2 separate regions of the Homo sapiens genome follow, and region 1 is linked to region 2. Evidence: read pairs that join two places in POLR2A ChIA-PET (ENCODE). Cell type or tissue: Panc1. All regions are shown on one strand. Each heading gives the region's core, and the rest is flanking DNA. Links, peaks and the distances in the headings are about the cores only.

Region 1 (2,918 bases), core at 203-2,702, 1.1 Mb after region 2:
AATGTGAACAGAATGTGCCAGCCAGAGAATGGCATTTCAGGGGGAGAAAATGGCATAGTCAAAGCCCCTGAGCTGGGAATCAACATAGCTTGTTTTGGGGGACTGAGAAATTTCAGGGGGGCAGGAGCTTAGTGTGCCTAGAGGAAGATGTGTCTACAAATGTGACCCAGTCCTGCATTGCAATAGGCCTGAAGGACATTCCAAGGTGTTTGAATGCAATCGTGGAGAAAAAGATAGAGATTCTGGCAAAGTATTTAAGCAGGGGATTTATAAGGAGTATCAGTTGCTCAAGATCCAAGCAGAAAAACATAAACCTCCCTAGATACTTCTAACAGAGGCCATTTAAGGGAAGGAATTAGCTACACAGGTGAAGGAAGAGCGGAGAAACCAACCAGGGCATGTGAAGCAACTCATAGATTATTATCACCAGTAGGAAGCCAGTACCACCGTTTGGGCTGGGGGAATGCTGAGGGAGGAGGTGGTGTTAGTAGAATCTAGGAGCTGGGGCTGGTCAGTGGGATTAGATTCACTTGGGGACTGTCTGGAAGGAGCCATTATAAACTAGATATATGATGAGGGCTGTCCAGTAGGCATTAGTAGGAACTAGAACTGCAGTGGGGACTGTCCAGTTGAGCTTAAACCTTGGGAAAGATGCAGCAGCTTCCAGAGTCACTGCCTGGTGCACTGAGGCTGGGAGATAAATGCCCTGACTTCTTCCTTTCCCACCGTGACTCTCCCACCCATGCCTCCCACTGGCCAAACCCGGCCATAAGTCAGAGATCAGGAAGCTGGAGAAACCCAGCTCGCAGGAGAAGGACAAGCATAGGTCTGTAAGCAGCAGGACATGGCTGGCCCATAGGACCAGGTCTGTTTTCTAGGGAGATCCCAGTACTGACTGTGTGGGAAGGGCTGGCTGGCCTCAAGGAGTCAAACTGATTTTGAAGGATCCATAACGAGAATAGGGCATAAGCTCTACCATGAACTTGGGCAAAGGCAGTGGAGATGGAGAGGAGGGGTGGATTGAAAAGACCTGACTAAGTCTAGGTGACCACCTGAATGTAGAGAGGGAGAGGGAGGAAAGAGAGCAGGTGTTGGATGTTTCATGTTTGGGCAGCTGCACAGAATCCAGGTGCAGAGTGGGAGGAATGATGAGTAAAGAACTCCATTTCAATGTTCTAAGTTTGAGGTTCCTACAGGTCACCCACATGAAGGGGAAGCCCTTGTGCTTCTCTTCAGACCTCTGCTTAATGATGATGAGTAATAGTAGATAACATTAATTAATGTTTATTATGTGCCAGACATGGCTCTAAGCACTTTATGTGTAGTAACTAATTTAATCTTTACAATACCCTTATGAGGTTGATAATATTGCTTCCCCCATTTTACTCATGGGGCAACTGAGACACAAAGGGATGGTGATGCCTGACTACACTTACCTAGCTTGTAAGGGTGATGATTTAAACCCAGGCAACCTGGATTCAGCCTCCTAGTGCTGTTGTGAGAATTAATTGAGATAATGTAGATCACTTGTTTTTTTGTTTTGAGACAGGGTCTCACTCTGTCGCTAAGGCTGGAGTAGTGCAGTGGCTGTGATCATAGCTCACTGCAGTCTCGAATTCCTGAGCTCAAGCGATTCTTCCACCTCAGCCTCCCAAGTAGCTTGGACTACAGGCACATGCCACTGTGCCCAGCTAAATTTCAAGGTTTTTTTGTGTAGATAGGGGGCCTCGCTATGTTGCCCAGGCTGGTCTTGAACTCCTGGCCTCAAACAATCTTACTGTCTTGGCCTCCCAAAATGCTAGGATTACAGGTGTGAGCCACCACACCCTGCCACTTGTTTTTGTTTTAATATTATTATTGGAATATGTTAGTGTTTGCGAGAATTTTTGGCTCATACAACTTGACATTTAAGATCGTGTTAACATCACCCTGAGAGAGGAAGAGGATGTGAGGATGGAAATAACAGTATTAAAAGTTTAATAGACTTGAATTGAAATATGGTTACCTTTCTTGACATCTTGGTGATCTGGACAAGTTGACTTGAACTCTTTGAGCCTTAGTTTATTTATTGGTTAAAGATGGCACAATAACACCTCACTTGGATGTTGGGAGGGTTTAGCAAGGTTAAGTATGTGCAGCGCCTAGCTTGGTGCATGGTACATAGTAGGTGGGCAGCAATGTAAAGGTCTCCTTTCCTGGGGAATCTCCTGGTTTAATGGAGCAAGGGAATATGGGGTCTAATCCAGCCTCACTAGGGACTTGTCTTTGGTGAGTCCCTCCTACACTTGATCTTGGTTCCTCAACATCAAAAGAGTTGGACGGATCTCCAAGGCTCCAGCTCTGGAAGCCCAGTAAGTAACCTGTGATTTCATGTCCCCAAGATTCCATGCTGTGAAGTGGAACTATAACGTCAACCTCCAAAGCAGACTGAGTGCTGGGGGCCAGGTAGAGGACACATGGTCTTTGGGGATAGTGTTTTGTCCTCTGAGGGCATGGATTTGACATCATGAGAGCATTCTGAATCTACTCAAGGCGAAGGAAGAAGGCTTGGGGCAGGATCAGCGAGGGGATAACATCTGTAGGCGGTTTTTTTTTTGTTTGTTTACATGGAGTCTCATTCTGTTGCCCAGGCTGGAGTGCAGTGGCATGATCTCAGCTTAGTGCAACCTCCACCTCCCAGCTTCAAGCAATTCTCCTGCCTCAGCCTCCCAGGTACCTGGGGTTACAGGTGCACACTACCACTTCCAGCTAATTTTTGTATTTTTAGTAGAGATGGGGTTTCACCATGTTGGCCAGGCTGGTCTCAAACTCCTGACCTCAGGTGATCCGCCCACTTCGGCCTCCCAAAGTGCTGGGATTACAGCTGTGAGCCACTGTGCCCAGCCACATCTGTAGGAGTTTTAAGCATTTTTGAGAAG
Region 2 (2,918 bases), core at 169-2,668:
ATTTGAGAACTTTAAATATAATTTATGGTTGAGAACTGTCCAATTTAAGTCACAGTTTACCCCTTGAGATTATTTTGTCATTGAGTTTCTCAACAATAGGAAATAGTGTCTGCAGTTGAAAGTTACCTTGATATTCTGTTTAAACTTAACATTTAAATATTTAAAAGCTAAAAAATATTTCAGTTTTGAAATCGTTACAACCAGCCACAATTTAAAAAATATTTTTCAAGTGTTGGTCTGTACCTTTTGTGAGTCTTCTTTTATTTCTTTGTTTCTTAGAGGGTTGGATTTTGACTGCCAAGAAGAGAAGGAAAGTCTATGAAACATTTTATGTACTCATAACAATGGTGGCAGATATCTCATGCCCTAATAAGATTAAACTAACTTAATATTTAAGTGATATACAATGAGACTTAATTTTTACATCATTTTTGAGATGCTTTTACTCCATTAAAAACTAATTGAACAAACTGACGTTGATTGTAGGATTTATAGTAATCCTAACACAATGGTATACATCTCCCTTCTTATACACATAGCCAAAAGGTATTCTTTTTTAATAACTTTAGCCCTTTTTGAAGATTTTAAGGCGGCTTTTAGTTTCTTCATCAACCCATTTTTGTTCTTAAAGACTGTTCTTAAGGCTTTCGTAGATAACAGTAATATCTCGCCCTCCACCTGCCCACACCTCACCCCTACAGCAGAAAGATAGCATAGTGGATGGCTCTCTTCTTAATCCCATGCTACTGGGCTTTAAAGAGAAAACAGCAAACTATGTCCCCTGGCTAATAATTTCAGTGATGAGAATGTATGATGCCTTCTTCCAAAGACCTCTTCTGCAGGTGGTGTTCCCTGCAGATGCACAGGAAAATGTTAATTAGGGAGCTCTTGCTGAGGCCCATAACTTGTGGAGAGATAGAAATTATTTTTCTTTTGATAATATTCAAGGATATAGGGACATTCCATGCAAGAGGATTTGACTTACTTTGGAGAGGAGTATGAAGGCCACGCACACACCGGTCACATAGACAGAGAGCAGTGATACAAGAGCTGTCAGGAAGCTCCGCAGTTCCTTGCTGAGCAGCTTAATTTCTTAATGACAAAAACAGAAAGAAGCACATTGACTATTAAAGCCTATTCTTTCAAATACATGTGTAAAGTATCCTTCACACTGCGTTTTAGAGGTGAAACGTGAACTTACTCTGCTTGCCTATTCGTATAAAAACTAGACCTCAAAAGGTACTCAAGTATGTAATAGTTAAAGCCAGTTCATCAGTTCTTTAAATGTGTTAAACCAAAAATGTTACTCGTTTTTAAACATTAAAAAAATTCAACCAACCATTTGTCATATTGCTAAGCATCACTTTTTAGATAAAGGATTATTTGAAGTTAGATAAACATTTCCAGACAGTTTGTTCAAGGGCATCTAAAATCTCTTTTGGTAGAAACGGTTTACCAGTATCATCAAGAGTCTGCCTATGTGGTTAAGATATTTTCATATGTATTTGTTAAGGGTGATATTTATAGCCTTGGAACTAGTACACATAGCTGAAGAGTCCCATCTGTGAAAGAACCTGGGAAGGCCATACATTGAGGAGCGCAGTGCTCACTGCGTGCTTGAAAGACAGGCACTTTTGCCAAATGTGCTCTTCTTTCTTTATGATAAAATTCTGGAAATAGAGTTATTGAATCCATTTTCACATTCGGAATTTCTCTCTCCTTGCAGAAATTGTCTTGTGCTCTGGGTAGGGATTAAGTAACATGCCATGTCTTCAATTACCTGACTATTTGGAGTACAAAATACAATTAGATTTGTACTTACTGTCTGAATAGCCTGTACTTTCCAACTAAATATCCCATAGATGAGACTGAGTGTGATGGCTCATGCCTGTAATCCCAGCACTTTGAGAGGCCGAGGTGGGCAGATCACTTGAGATCAGGAGTTTGACACCAGCCTGGCCAACATGGCGAAACCCCATCTCTACTAAAAATACCAAAATTAGCTGGGCGTGGTCGCACATGCCTGTAATCCCAGCTACTCAGGAGGTTGAGGCAGGAGAATCGCTTGAACCCGGAAGGTGGAGGTTGGTTGCAGTGAGCTGAGATCACGCCACGGCACTCCAGCCCGGGCGACAGAGCAAGACTCTTGTCTTAAAAAAAAAGAAAGAAAAATCCCATAGATGCTTATCCTGTGAATGCAGTTTATGCAGCATACATTTTTATTTGTGAAACTAACAAATTAACCACATCTATACAACTAAAATAAAAAAGCTTCAGTGTGAAAATAGGAGTTCTGTAGAAGAGACAGGAAGTTGCCATGTCTGCCTTAACACTTTCAATTCTGCCTTTCACTTTCACTTCACTTTATATAAGCCTTGCAGCTTTGAGACCTTCATCTTTTTACAAGCCATTTTTCCCTTTGACTAACATGTTTTTAGAAGGCTAATGCAGTGAGACATACAAATCTCTAAAGCTGTGTGTGTTTTCATATCAGTAGCTAACATTTGTTATTTGCTATATGCCAGGCACTATTAAAAATGCTTTAAGTGCCTTAACTTATTTATAATTTAGCTGACAGATGAGAATAAACTAAGGTTAAATGACATTTGAATATCAAAAGCCCATTAGAACCCTCGTAGTTTAAAAGCACAGGTTATAATACTGGATGGTCTCCCTTCCTCAGAGTCCTATTTTGAAATCGAAGGGCTGGTTGATTTTGAGTTCATGTTTTAACAATCTCTGCTCATCATACCAGGGTCCTTCCTAAGGGAAGAGACCCCAACAAGGCGAGGAGTTGCTGCTGTTCTCTTTTTTCCTTCAGAATCATGTAAAGCTTTTTCTCTGAAATTCCCCCTTTTTTTTTCTCGGGAATGTCTTAATCTCAGTTTACTCAAGGGAATGACTTGGTGAAATTACTG

What was found. Peaks named below come from ENCODE experiments on the same cell type or tissue, not always from the same donor. Only the 100,000 strongest peaks of a DNase experiment are listed, where the experiment ranks them.
Region 1: POLR2A ChIA-PET joins it to region 2 with 5 read pairs; 2 of 35 experiments call an interaction of 5 or more read pairs at or near these places.

What each region holds. Positions count from the first base shown.
Region 1 is chr16:22,701,258-22,704,175 of GRCh38, forward strand. No RefSeq gene overlaps it. Among named protein-coding and RNA genes, the nearest start is that of LINC02890, 89 kb to the left of the region's middle. In Panc1, for the core only: no CTCF peak of the experiment used is centred there; no DNase peak of the experiment used is centred there.
Region 2 is chr16:21,643,305-21,646,222 of GRCh38, forward strand. All of the region lies in intron 4 of METTL9 (methyltransferase 9, His-X-His N1(pi)-histidine), which reads left to right. It overlaps IGSF6 (immunoglobulin superfamily member 6), which reads right to left. Exons shown (of 6, transcript NM_005849.4): 3 at 986-1,092; 4 at 244-294. LOC124903663 (a long non-coding RNA gene) reads left to right here and starts at 1,092. Exons shown (of 2, transcript XR_007065025.1): 1 at 1,092-1,872. RefSeq lists an enhancer at 2,242-2,421. In Panc1, for the core only: no CTCF peak of the experiment used is centred there; no DNase peak of the experiment used is centred there; H3K4me3 peaks cover 820 bases; H3K27ac peaks cover 444 bases.